Linked DNA regions of Homo sapiens: region 2 is linked to region 1. Evidence: chromatin loops called from intact Hi-C (ENCODE). Cell type or tissue: endothelial cell of umbilical vein. All regions are shown on one strand.

Region 1 (4,000 bases):
TCTTCTCTCCCCTCTGCTCTCCCTCGTCTTCCCTCCCCCCCCACACCCCCTCTTCCTCCCCTGCTGGTCCTGCTTTTCGCATCACACACTATATAAATATACGCGGAGATGCCCAGACACATTCATGCGCTGCGCACACAGGATACTTGCTCCTGGGAGATAAGAGCTAGCCGGGAACAATGACGGGGTCCACGCCCAGCGTCCGCGCCCTGATTCCCGAAGTCTGAACCTCCCCCCATCACCTTCCCCCAAAATCCAAAGCCAAAGACCTTTGGCTTCTTTGCTTTTCCTGAGGCGGTTGGCCGAAGGTGGCCCTCCTGACTCATTCACTTTCCGTTTCTTCCCACAGATACGTTCATTAATGCTTTTTCCAGCCGGAGACAAACTTTTTGGGGGTGGGGTAGGGGGGGTATGGAGGGAGAGTTGGCTAGGGCTGCGGGTAACCCAGCGCCTACTGCCGGGGAAGACTCGGACGAAAACCGAGGCAAACCAACCATTAAAAAGTGCATCCAATAAGAATTTTTCCACTCAGGCCCTCCGCTGCCGAGACGCGGCAGACTCCCAGAGCGGCTCACCCACTCATCGAAGCGGATTCTGGGCGGTTTCGGGCTGACCCGCGCTGTCAGGGCGCGGACTCCATTCCGGGCGCATTGTTAGGAGAAGGGGCCCCTCGGGGCGGCGCGCCTCGACCCTGGGCTCCCGGTGCCCGCAGAGGGCGGAGATCCGCGGCGCCCTAGGCCACCTATCCGCATCTTCTCGAGCCAAACCCCCAGCGCTTACCCGGACCCGACGGCCCAAGCACTGACTCCCAGGCAAGAGTCGCCCTTCCTGGTCCCCAGGGAACTGACACTACCGCGGGACGTTCCCTCTAGGACAGTCAGCAGGTCCCAGGAGCGCAGCACGCAACAGCGCAGAGCAGACCCAGACTTTTCCCGGGGTGAGACCCGGAGGCCCGCGCTCTGGACCGTCCTCCCTACCCAGCCTGGAGGCCGGCGTTCCCCGGCCCAACCCGGAGACCTCCCCGCCTCCCTCCTGGGCCGCCGCGCGCCCCAGTTGGAGCAGCCTCGAGGGGCTGGGCCCTTTCGGCCGGACTCCCTTCTCCCGGACATCCAAAACAGGTTACCTTGTCCACGCTCTCCGGACCACGCTTTGGACTTGCTCACTTTTATTTAAGAGTCCGACGGGGGAAAGAGGGAAAAAAAATCCAGAGGAGATCCAAGTCAATTGGAAGAAAAAATTTCAAAAGGGTGTCCACAGAGGCGAAAAAAGGTGACTTATTAATTCTTTATTTCTTCAGGAGCAATTGAGCCCGAGAGCTCACTCGTCTCCCTCCCTCCCCCTCCCTCTCTAGAAATTAGTCTCATCAATTCGGCTCCAATTTTGGGTTCGAATACAGACACGGGTCTGAACGTGACCAGACCTGGAGTGGCGGGTGCAGCCTGCCAGCAATTGAGACTTGGTGTGCGTGTTGGGGGTGGGGGTGGGGTGGATGGTGGGATGGGGGCCGGGCTGACTCCCCCCGCTCCTGTCTGCTTCTCAATCCAGGGGTCTGCTCCGGGGCTCCCCTGGGACCGCCACATCTGGTTACCGCTAGCGGGGTCAGTCCCCCCCTTTGCCTGGGGCCACCAGTTCTGGAGTTCAATTAAAAGAAATCAGGCTTAACCCTTTCCTCCCCGCGGCAGGCTGCCTGCCCTCTCACTCCTCCCTTCAGCGTTTCCACGTGCTTTCCAGAGAGGAAAGAGGTTAACGGGAAAGGAAGAATGAATTACATCCTTTCAAACCCCAAATTGTTTCCTTTTCAGCCCAGGCTCTACCGACCTTCAAACTACAACAGAGCTTTCAGGAGAATGCGGAGAGACGGCTTCCCACCCGGACCTCACCAGAAACCCGCACACCCCAGCCACATTGCTCCTCATTCAGCCAGAAAGGACTCCAACTCCACCACCAGGAGGCCCCCCTTCCTGGTGCTGGCCAGTTGCAGAGGCTGTTCATGGCATCCCACAGGTGGCGACTGCCCCCCACCCTCCTCCTAGCACTTTAGAGGGTCCCTCTGTGGCAGACACCATGGCTAGGTTTCTCTTTCCAACTCCTGTTGGTCTGGCAAGTGACAGATCATCTTCACTACATTAATCAGTAGTCACCCGAACATTCCTATACTGTCCCCCAATTCCTTTCAGCACCAGCTGCCTCCCCCACTGGAATTATTCAATATGGAACTAGATTAAATTGAAGACTTGCCCTTTAGTTTTTAACTGTGGAACTCCATCGCACTTTCTGTTTCTCCAAAGCTACGGCAATTTCATGGTTTTGGAGATGGGCGGGGGGTAGTGGAGAGCCTGGCACAGGCACCACTAGATGCATAGACACAGGCACCCCGGCCCTTTGGGACTCACAGACTGGCACTGGTGCCACTGTTGTTGGCGATTTTCAGCCCCCTGGGAGAAGCTCCTGTCCATTCACAGAGGTCTCCACCCAGAAAGAAGACCCCACCTAACTCTGACTAGATGCCTGCGGGAATCTCGGATTTCCTCCATCCAGTGTTGGCATGCCCGTAGGTCAGTTTGCCCCACTTTTATGTAACTCAGGGTTTGATGGTCAACTCCACTGCTACTGCTGCTTTTTTAAATCCTGAAAGGGGATGGGGGAAGCGCCCTAACCAAGCACAATAGTAAACAAGTCTACCCTGTTTAATGTGGTTACCACCAGACATCTGGAAAGATGGTTTGATCCTGGCAGCTCACATTGTTTTCACGAGCAGCCAAAGGGGATATTTTGAATGTTTGCATTGAGACAAATTGATAGAGAGCCTGCGGTGAGGGCCTACAAATGAAAACTGTCTTGTGTTAGTGGGGCAGACCTCCCCTTCCCTCTCCTCTCCCTCCTCTCTTCTCTCCTTCCTCTTTCCTTAGTCTCTGGGCCCAGCTTGGGGAAGGCTGCCCCTGCCCACACACTTGTGCACACCCTCTTTCCTGGCTTACCATGGCTCCAATGGCCTCGCCCTTTCCCAGACTGGGCAGAGCTGCTGAACAGGAGCTGGTATGAGTGCCATCGGCGACAGCTCACTTTCCAGCAGCTCGGGGCTGGTTTTCAAGTCAGAGGCAGCTCACAGCCAAGGAAGCTCTTCCCAGTATTTAAAACAAAAGCTACCAACTGGAGAAAAAAATGTCCCAACAACAAAACAGCCCACCACATGTTTCCAAGTCTGGGGTCACTTACAGAAACCGTGCACATGGGCGTGAATACTCAGGAAATATTTGGATTTGGAGCATTTTCATTTGGAACGCTGGTGAGACGACTTGCCTCGCACCATTCGCACTTGACAGTATTTTCAAAGATGCGGAAGTCCTGCTTCCCCCGGGAGGGGAGCGGCGGGTCGAAACGTGTCTTGGCTCGCTCAATGTCAGCCCTTTTGACCCGGTCAAGACTTTCCAGACACGGGCTTCCCGGGCTTCTTCGGCCCCAGACTGGGTTTGGGGTGGGCGGACCTGACGATCTGAGCCTGGTCCCTGGGGTAACAGACCCAGGGGTGGCTCCGTCACTTGAAACTCCGCAGGATGCCAGGCCTGGCAGAATGTCTCGGGCCGCTCCTCTCCCTCCGTCCTTCGTCCTCCCCTCCCATGCCCCTCTGGTCCAGCGAGGCCGCAGCGGGTATCCGAGCTGGCAAAGGGGGAGGAGGAGAGGGCGGGAGAAAACCGGAGGGGTGGGCGGGCAAGCGCCAAAACTCCAGACTGCACAAATGCAGCTTCAAGTGTCTGGCCTCTCGCTCGAGGCCATAATTAATTTGAGATTTATTTTTATTGGAGAACTCGAGTCTCGTCTGACCTTAGCCAAACAAGGCAGCTCAAGCCGCCCCTGGATGCGCTTGAATGCCGGGGAATATTTCTGCAGGAAGGCTCTGCAGGCGCGCCTGCTTTGAATTTGTTTCTCAGACTTCATCTACTCACAGAGTGAAGGAAGATTTAGAGCCTCTGCTCGCCTGGCCCGCTCCCCACGCTGGTTC
Region 2 (4,000 bases), 480 kb after region 1:
TCTCAGTGTCTAAATTTAATATCAAGTTTTCTAATAAAGTTTTATTTTTATATCTGTGGAATGCATGTCTGCCATAAATGTTGAGCAATTTCCACACTGTTGTAAGTAATGAATGTGAAATTCAAGTGCTTCTGTGATTTATGCCAGGTTGTTGGCATTCAACCATGACTCACAACTCCAAGCCAGCAGTTCTAAATCTCTCCAGTCCCACCTTTCAGTTGGGGAGTTCCCAGGGTTAATGGTCTTTGGAGCCAATATGCTCCCTGAGTTAGCTTTGAAGGTGATTCATTGCTCTGGTATGAAGTTTGAGGACGAGCCAGTTTAGGTGGATTCCATTCAGCACCCAGTTCAACAGACAACACAAGACTGATTCAAACCCTGGCTCTCCCACCTAAATAAATGTTACAAAATCAACACACATTCACTTTACAATAATTTGATTTGCATTTTTAATTCAGTCACCAGTTGTCTACATTGGACAATGTGGAAAAGAAAAGTTGACTTGCTTATTACTGTCGGCTTATGCTGGCAGGAGGGTTAATCTTTGCCCAGAAAGTGTACATGTCACAGCTGAGTCAGTCTATCTGTCTAGAACACTCCTCAACACTTACGCTGTTACTTGTCTGAAGAAGTCTGTTTTTCATCCTCTGTTTTGATGAATGCCCATATTTTTACTCAAACTTGAGCCTTTTTTCAACCAGTAAAAATAAACCTTCTTGTCCTAAATAAAAAAGACCACCTCAAAAGGTGGTTCAAAAGGCATCTTGGAAATCAAGTAGCACTTACGCAGCATGATTTGCTTGTATTACTGTAAGTGACAATGACTCAAAATCATATGGATTAAATTTTCTTACAAATAAATACAGGGTCACTAATATAGAGTTTGGTTTGTATTTTGCCAATACTACAGCAACTTAATAAGGAGTCGTAGCCTTTCTTGAACCAGAAGGATCTGCTGTTCAACAGTAGAAAGTAAAATGGATCACAAATATGTAATGTTCCAATAGATATCAAGGCATTCTAAAGTCTTTTTTAAAATTAGGCTAGCTGTTGATTTTGGTTATAGTTAAAAATTTGCAAATGCTGTAATTTTTAAGTTAACATAAACAAATACTATTGTGGTTAATTAAAACATTTCTTTTTTCATTAAAAGGCATTGCCAGTAATGAAACTAGGGACAAATATTTAAGACGAAAAGGGACAAGGAGCAAGTCACTGACAAAGCAAAACAAGAATTGAAAATTTCTTCTTCCAAGCCCCTTACTCATTTTTTGCCTTCCAACTTCATCTAGTGATTAAAGATAACATAATATTAACAGTAACACATAAGATGAAAATAGTACTAAATGCAATAATGCAACCTTAACTAAATGTAAAAAAGTAACTTAATATCCATGCTTAGAAATGGATTACTTAATGATTCAATAGTTGGACTCGTCCAGCTAACATATAGGCAAAATATGGTTCTAAACTGGAGAAATTATTATCTGAAGACAATTGATAAGATCCTCCTTTTTTCAGCCATGTCACCAGTTATATGTAAATAACTATAGGGTATATTGAATAATTCAACTTCATCTGGATAATGCTGGACAAAACTCTAGAGAGGAATTGTAAAAATCAAATGTTTTTATTTTTATAATTTTGACTCAAAGCCAAGTCTTACAGGATTTTGCTTGGAATTATATTCTTTTATTTGCAAGCAAAGAGTTCCCTAGGCTTTTAGATTGGCAGAGCTAGTAAAATACTGTTCATCTGAGGCTGTTGAATCTTAGCATTCTAAAAAGTTCCAGTCTACTACTGCTGCTAAACTTAACCTCAGGTGAGCCACACCACTGAGGCATGAGGTTCACTATTCTTTCCAGTGTATGAAGTGAAAGTTCCTTCTGCCTGTGGTTTGACGAACACACTCAGACAGGATCAACCTGAGTAAGGCCAGTTCTTTAGCTTTTCATTGCTTTGCCAATTACTACTTTAGTGCTTACCAGGTATTCAGGTACAGCGTGAGGTCCAAGCAATATTTTTAGTTCCAGGGAACTCAAAGTCTGGTAGTGCAGAGAAATGTTGAAATAAATAATTATGGTCAAATATGAATCTATAATAGAAGTAGACATAGAGTGCTGTGGTCTTTCAGAATTCCGAATGACTAGTTTTTTGAGGTTGGAGTTGGGGCGAGGCTGTATCAATTGTCTAGTACGGTGTAACAAATCATTCCAAAAAAGAACCTTCAAACAAAAGGTATTGTTCATGATTTTGCTCTGGGATCTGGGCTCAGCCACACAGCTCTTCTGTTGGCATCTCTTGGGATTACTCATGGTGTTTTGGCTGCAGCCAGAGGATCCAAGAAAGTTTCCTTCACATACTTGGCAGTAACATCGAATTTGCAGCTGAGTGTCTTGGCTCTCTTCCATGTGGCTTTTCCAGCATATTGACCCAGGTTTTTAATATGGGGGCAGCAGCTTTCCAAGAGAGTGAGAACAAAAACTGCAAGGCCTCTTGAGTGAGACTGGACAGTCACACAGTGCCACCTCTACTGCATTCAACTGGTGAGAACAATTAACTGGGCCATTCCAGAATCAAGAATGGGGAAAACTGTCTCCACCTCCTAATGCGAGGAGCTGAAAGAAGTGGCCATTCTAAACCACAGGGGTTAGTTAGGGAATATGTCAAAGCAACCACTTTTGAACTGGGCCCTAAAAGATTTGTGTGTGTTTTCTGTGCTTGAATGTGTGTGTGTGTGTGTGTATGTATGTGTGTGTTGGGACAAGGGATATTCCAGGAATGGCAGAGGGAACATTCCAAACTTAGTGATTAGCAGGAACAATGGGTGGTGCAATATTTGTGAAACTGCAAGTAAATGTACGTGGATGAATATAGAATGCATCATATCCTCTGGGGTAAGGGTAACCTGAAGAAGAATGATGGTGAAAGGAGTAAGAAAAAAAATAGGTCTAGAGAGGCAGGTTGGGCAAATATTGTGAAAGAGTTTATGTGAGCGACTCAGTGATGTGGAATTTATCCTGTAGGCACTGGGCAACCAGGAATCATTTTCACAAGTTTCAGGACTTTCAGGGAAGGCACTGACTAAACGTTTGTCACATAAATACAACCAAGTTAGTGACAGAATTTGATTTGCCATCCTTGAAAAACATTGGATAAGATTAAGAAGACCTTATAATTCTCCAGCTGACCTCTGTGTCTTCTTCCATCTGGGTCCCTGAACTACCAGTAGTAGCCCTCAATCTAATGGTGGCTTCCAAAGTGTTTCAAGTAGCGATCTAACTAGGGAAGGATGAAGACTAGAAAAGATCTTGAACAGGATACTTGGCTTTACACAACTGGTGTGCTTATTTGGAGTAGGTCTGGAGGTCTGCTCAAGATTAACAGTGGGGGTGCCAAGAAACAACACGTTGGCACCAAGACTGAGGAGCCCTCTTCTCCCAAGCTGCTCACCCCTGTGGTAATGTAGGTCAACAGTTGAAAGTTAATGTTGATGTTGATTATTGAATGAAAGAAACTTTTCCTTAGCTTAAAAAAAAACTTTCAAAGTAATTATAGACTCAGAGTGTTGTGCAAAAGAGTACCTAGGAACCCCTGCACCATTCACCCAGCTTCCCCCAAGCATGACATCATATTATAATGGTAGTACAACATCAAACAAGGAAATTGACATTGGTACATTGCTGTTAACTGGACTATAGATCTTATTTAGTTTTCAGTACTTTTACATGTATTCATGCATGTGTGTATGTATGTAGTTCTATGCAATTTGTCCGATATACAGATTCATATAATCATTATCACATTCAAAATACAGAATTCTTCTATCACCACAGAATAACTCCTTCATGCTACCCCTTTATGTTTGTACCTCCTGTATTTGTTTATTTGTGTTTCTATAAAGGAATATCTCAGGCTTGTTAATTCAAAAGGAAAAGAGGTTTATTTAGCTCATAGTTCTGCAGGTTGCACAAGAAGCATGGTGCCAGCATCTGCTTCT

The links. A loop is a pair of places that touch in the nucleus more often than their neighbours do. Peaks named below come from ENCODE experiments on the same cell type or tissue, not always from the same donor. Only the 100,000 strongest peaks of a DNase experiment are listed, where the experiment ranks them.
Region 2: it touches region 1 in a loop (11-fold over the local background); 2 of 110 quality-filtered maps call a loop at or near these places.

What each region holds. Positions count from the first base shown.
Region 1 is chr11:128,689,924-128,693,923 of GRCh38, reverse strand. SENCR (smooth muscle and endothelial cell enriched migration/differentiation-associated lncRNA) reads left to right here. Exons shown (of 3, transcript NR_038908.1): 2 at 533-1,269; 3 at 1,803-2,252. It also overlaps a transcript of FLI1 not described here. Among named protein-coding and RNA genes, the nearest start is that of FLI1, 2.1 kb to the left of the region's middle. RefSeq lists a cis regulatory region at 1-364 and silencers at 584-723, 744-793. In endothelial cell of umbilical vein, a CTCF peak has its summit at 1,909 (motif pointing right); DNase peaks (open chromatin) are centred at 253, 840, 1,000, 1,843 and 1 weaker place; H3K4me3 peaks cover 2,380 bases; H3K27ac peaks cover 1,778 bases.
Region 2 is chr11:128,206,928-128,210,927 of GRCh38, reverse strand. It overlaps LINC02098 (long intergenic non-protein coding RNA 2098), which reads right to left and starts at 2,162. Exons shown (of 4, transcript NR_146647.1): 1 at 1,986-2,162. RefSeq lists an enhancer at 80-581. In endothelial cell of umbilical vein, no CTCF peak of the experiment used is centred here; DNase peaks (open chromatin) are centred at 227, 2,377 and 2,807; H3K27ac peaks cover 3,791 bases.